Linked DNA regions of Homo sapiens: region 2 is linked to region 1. A link is an interaction called in ENCODE POLR2A ChIA-PET data of the cell type or tissue named here. Cell type or tissue: MCF 10A. All regions are shown on one strand.

Region 1 (2,500 bases):
ATGTTGTTTGGAAATGTGGAAGGAGGGTAACCTGGAGTGAGCCCAAGGAAGAATTTCTATGTTCTGCTTGTTCTGAATTACTGCCAGGGGAGGTGAGAAGAACTGGTCTGGGTTCACCTAGCAGTGCTAAACCCTCCAGGCTTCTTCTGGTTCTCATGATACCAAAGATATTTAACCATTTCCTCACTTGCTGTAGAGGTTCCTACATGTTCCTCTTCTGTGCCCTCCACTCTGCCTGGGACTAGGGACCCTAGCTTGGCTTTTCGGCACATGGAAGAGAGAAAGAATGTGGTCCTTGCATTTGCTTTTCCAAAATGGGAAGGGAAGGAGTTGCTGTGTGAAATTCTGCTAAGATTTAAAAGTGGCTTCTACCAAGAAGCAATTCAGCTTGGAACCCTGAGGCCGGCTACTTCCCTGCTCAGCCAGGGTCACCATATCCAGTTGAGCAAATTGTGCCTGGCCTAGGAGGATTGTGTTAACGGGCCTAGTGGGAGTTGAAATCCAGCCTGAGCTCTCCCTGTCACATCATGTACCCTGTGGTATAAACATCTGCTCATGGGACTTCTCTTACTAAGTCATCTACCCATAGGGACCACCTTTTCCTAAATGGCACACAGGCTCTCTAAGGGCCAGCAGAAACCACACAGGCTAGCGTGAGCACCTTTCCCCTACCTTCAGTCACTGCTCCAGGTCATGTGTGTCATTCTGTCTCCTTGATTCTCTTGAAAGTTCTGTGAAAGGCAGGGGTCATGCTTTTTGGACTGTTCCCTTCTTCCCCTTTAATCCTGTCACCGAGTGTTCACTCATGGGATAGGCTTCAAAACTGCTTTGAAAAATAGAACCATTCTTTAAGGAACCTTAGAGATTGCCTGGCCCAATACTCTCATTATTTGACAGGGAAACTGAGGTCCAGAGAAGAAAATTGACTTGCCCAAGCATAGAGATCTAGGACAAGTTGCTTCTTGCCTTGACACCCAATTTGGCACCATTTTTACTTAAAGAAGTAGCTCTAGAGCCCAGGGAGGGAGACTGAGAATGATCTTCAGGTCCAGGCTTGCTACAGAGGTCAGCTAGGGGCCAGTGCTTTCACTCTCTTCAGATCTAGATGTGAATTAAGGAATCAGTGTTTGCTGAATGGATGGATGGATGAGAAGTGAATAAAGGAAAAGGGACCCAACCAGATACAAAGGGACCTTGAGTTGACTTTCCCCATATCTCCATGCATCGTGCACAGCACACACTAGGGGCTGCTTGGCATCTATCCAAGTCACACACCTGAGTTGGCCAAGTTCTCCTGGCCTTATTGAAACCCTGACGGACAAGTTACTGTGGAGACCAGTCAGCAGGTTCAAGGGCAAAGCTGGGGGCGTGGTTACCCACAGCTTGTTCTGACCTGTGATTTGGCTGCTTCTTCTCACTCTTTGCTTGGCCTTTCTTTGGCGGTTTCTATGAGCTCATGACACCCCTCCTTCCTCCTCTGTGCAGCTCACCCTTCCTTCCCACCCACGCTGCTTTGAGGTACTTGACATTCATACCCAGGCCCCTGCTGGCCTCCCATCTACCAGCTTACTTGCTCCCACCCCTCTCCAGAGAAATAACCCATGAAGAATTTATGGAATGTCCCCAGGAAACCCTACTATGGTCCAGGCCCCATAGCTCTTTCAACACAGGAAGGAAAATAAAGAAAAAAAATAGCTAAGAGTTTGGAAAGGGAAGGGAAGCCGGGTGCGTCAGAACTACTCACTTCTCCCGGCGTCTGTCAGGCTGTCCAGCCCTCATCTACTGTGGTCTGTAGGAACAGGATGTCCCTGTGTATGTAAGTTTAGAGGAAGCAGAGACTTGCTAGAAGTGATAGGACCACAGGGCGCTCTTATGTGCTGTGTCCACATAGCTGCTTATACACTGCTTTCTGCAAGATGCATAGAGAGCACCCTAGACAAGACCACTGCCTTCTGAGCTGCAAACATGTGGAAGGAACAGACAGAATAAGGTTAAGTCCCCAAAACCTGTATGTGAGGCCGGGCACGGTGGCTCATGCCTATAATCCCAGCACTTTGGGAGGCCGAGGCAGGTGGATCACCTGAGGTCAGGAGTTCAAGACCAGCCCGGCCAACATGGTGAAACCCCGTCTCTACTAAAAATACAAAAATTAGCTAGGCGTGGTGGCACATGCCTGTAGTCCCAGCCACTTGGGAGGCTGAGGTGGGAGAATCGCTTGAACCCAGGAGGTGGAGGTTGCAGTGAGCCAAGATCATGCTACTGCACTCCAGCCTGAGCAACAGAGTGAGACTCCATCTCAAAAGCAAAACAAAACAAAGCAAAACAAAAACAAGAGTTTGAGACCAGCCTGACCAACATGGTGAAACCCTGTCGGTACTAAAAATACAAAAATCAGCAGGGCATGGTGGCATGCACCTGTAATCCCAGCTACTCAGGAGGCTGAGGCAGGAGAATTGCTTGAACCTGGGAGGTGGAGGTTGCAGTGAGCCCAGATCGCGCC
Region 2 (2,500 bases), 100 kb after region 1:
GGCTCTGAGACCCTATAAACCTGAAGGGGTGAAGGGGTGGGCCTGCAGGGAGGGACCACCAAGAGAAGGTAAAAAGGAAAGGAGAGAGGCCCAGGGAGCCAGCTCCATCAGCTTCAGCTGCTGTGTGCTCTGCCCTGAGCCCTGAGGACCAGGAGGCTGTTGATGAGGCCAACTGGTGCTCCATTCGGGCATCTGTGCCACCTCCCACCCCTGCCACCTGGCTCCCAGCCACTGAGAAGGCCTCTGTTTCTTCCCTTGTGTCAGGAGCAGGGGACACGTGTGAGGACAGGTGTACCATCTGGCAGGGCAGATTCCAGGGAAGATTCCAGGGAAGATTCCAGGGAAGAAAGAGATTAAATTCTCAATCTTGGAGGGGCCCACCAGCCTGGGGAACAATTTTCCCTTGTTCCTTTCATCCCTCTGTGTCTCTCTTGCATGATTGCAAAGAAATCTTGCAGATCGCTTGAACACTGAGTGCTCCTGCCAGAGCCCCCTGAGGTGAGCTGCCACTCTCTGTCCTCTGAGCCACGACGGTCCTGGTTCTACTTCTATTGTGGCATCTGTCCTACCATATTGAGATTATCTATTTCCTTGGTTTTGTTCTCAACTGAACCATGGGCTCCAGGAGGGAAGAGAATGTAGCCCTGATGCCTAACAGAGGGTTGAGTACAATGTAAGTGCTCAGTAGATGTTTAAGGACTAAATGGGCCTCCGGCATGATCCACTGTCAGAATCATGTGAGGTTTTCTGCTTTCACCTCAGGCGTTTCTCCAGAAGAGCCATAGAAGAGCTCAGAACCATGTGGGTCCTTCCAGGTGTCCATATAGGGTGGCAGAGATGCAGTGTTGATTCTCTGTCCCCAGGCTCACTTGGCAAAGGGCGCTTGTTCTTATGCCTACCATTGGGAAACTCTTCTGTGGAAAGGGTGATGTGTCTGCTCCTGATGGGAGTAACTGCCCAGGGGCTCTGTCCAGGATGACTCACTCTTAGGGCCTCTGAGGCTTTCCTGGCCTTACCTTGGATGGTCCAAACACTACAGGTGTGCCATGCTTTTCAAGACCTTCAGGAAAGAGGCTGGGTCCAGTGGCTTCCCTCAGTGACTTGTCCCCACTGCCTCTAATAATTATCTGATAATGTGTCTGGCTATACTGGGCCTGACACTCTGTGGGCTACTCGTGTGCTGAATTGAGAGAGTTGGTCAGGGAAGGAAAACTGCCCCACACTCTGCACTCCCTGCCAAGTCCCTCCCACATGTATCTTCAGCCCCGCTGAATCAGGCCAAGGAAGGCACCAGAGACGCGGGGCCCCGGGGCCAGGAGAGCCAAGAACACAGTGTGAGTCACCTTTAAATAAGAGTATTTCTTAAGTAAATGACTTAACAGGACAGTTATATTCATTAAAGGTGTAATTACAAGCCATAAGATCAAGCAGAAAAGAATGTCAAGCATGAGGGTGGAATCCAGTTTGAAGCAGCACTGCGGGTCCTGGGGAGAAGGCCATAGGGGGCAGGAGAAGGGCCTCCCATTGTATAATTCCCATTGCCACACTCACCTGCCAGCCCAGCCACCCCCAGATCCCAGCACTCAGAGTGGAGGGGGCCAAGGAGCCTCAGGCATAATTAAAATGCAATAATAGTAAACAAATGCTAATTAAAGTGTCATAGAGTGTCCCGTTAAACTCTGAGTCAGCCCTGACAGAGGGCGCCCGACGCGGTGGACACTCTCCAGGAGAAAGCTCCCTTTCCTTCTTGAGTTTCTGAAGACATCTCCCTCCCCACCCGACCCAGCCCTAGAACAAGTGCTGGGCTGTCACCTGGGGTACAAAGTGAAGTGGCTCCTGACTGCGGAGGCTTGAACTTGGTCCTTTATGGACTTCATAGATGCAGAATGATTAGAACCAATTTCTCACTGGGCATAAAGTAGTCCCCAGAGCACTGTTGCCTTCCCCTACACCCCTAAAATCCCTCTAATTCCTTCCATAGCACCAAGGAAGAGTGATATTCTGTTTCTTCCTGGCCCCAGGACCTAACATTTAAAAAGACCCACTCGGAGAGCTGGAGTCATCTATATCAGTGGTTGGCCTGCGTAAGAATCGGTTGGAGAGTTGTTAAGACCCATTTCCTGGACCTCTTCCCCAGTGTTTCTGATTTAGTGCACCCTGGATTTTCATGTTCAGTAATCTCACACGTGACACCAATGGTGCTGGTTTGAGAACCATACACTGAGGGCCATTGCTCCTTGAGGGCCCCAGACCTGCCTCATGGAGGACATTGTTTTGGCCAAGGCTAGAAGGCTTGGAGGCATCACATATTCCAGCTCTGTGGTCTTTGCAGTTCTTCCCATGGTCACCCAGACTCACATATCCAGACTTGCACCATCCCTCCCTTGCCCTCACCAAAGGTGTTTGAAGAAACCCTGCTTTCCAGTGTCTGCTTATATGGTTCTTTCCACCTGGAATGCTCTTCATCTGTCTAAATATTCTTCACCTTTTAAGGCCCGGA

The links. ChIA-PET counts read pairs that join two places held together with the same protein. Peaks named below come from ENCODE experiments on the same cell type or tissue, not always from the same donor. Only the 100,000 strongest peaks of a DNase experiment are listed, where the experiment ranks them.
Region 2: POLR2A ChIA-PET joins it to region 1 with 12 read pairs; 4 of 35 experiments call an interaction of 5 or more read pairs at or near these places.

Annotation. Positions count from the first base shown.
Region 1 is chr1:208,206,822-208,209,321 of GRCh38, reverse strand. All of the region lies in intron 3 of PLXNA2 (plexin A2), which reads left to right. LOC105372884 (a long non-coding RNA gene) reads right to left here. Exons shown (of 5, transcript XR_001738428.3): 1 at 673-2,500. Among named protein-coding and RNA genes, the nearest start is that of PLXNA2, 36 kb to the left of the region's middle. In MCF 10A, no CTCF peak of the experiment used is centred here; DNase peaks (open chromatin) are centred at 1,031 and 1,541.
Region 2 is chr1:208,106,854-208,109,353 of GRCh38, reverse strand. The region is part of intron 4 of PLXNA2 (plexin A2); the gene reads left to right. It overlaps LOC105372887 (a long non-coding RNA gene), which reads right to left and starts at 2,464. Exons shown (of 4, transcript XR_007066850.1): 1 at 2,395-2,464. In MCF 10A, no CTCF peak of the experiment used is centred here; DNase peaks (open chromatin) are centred at 963 and 1,263.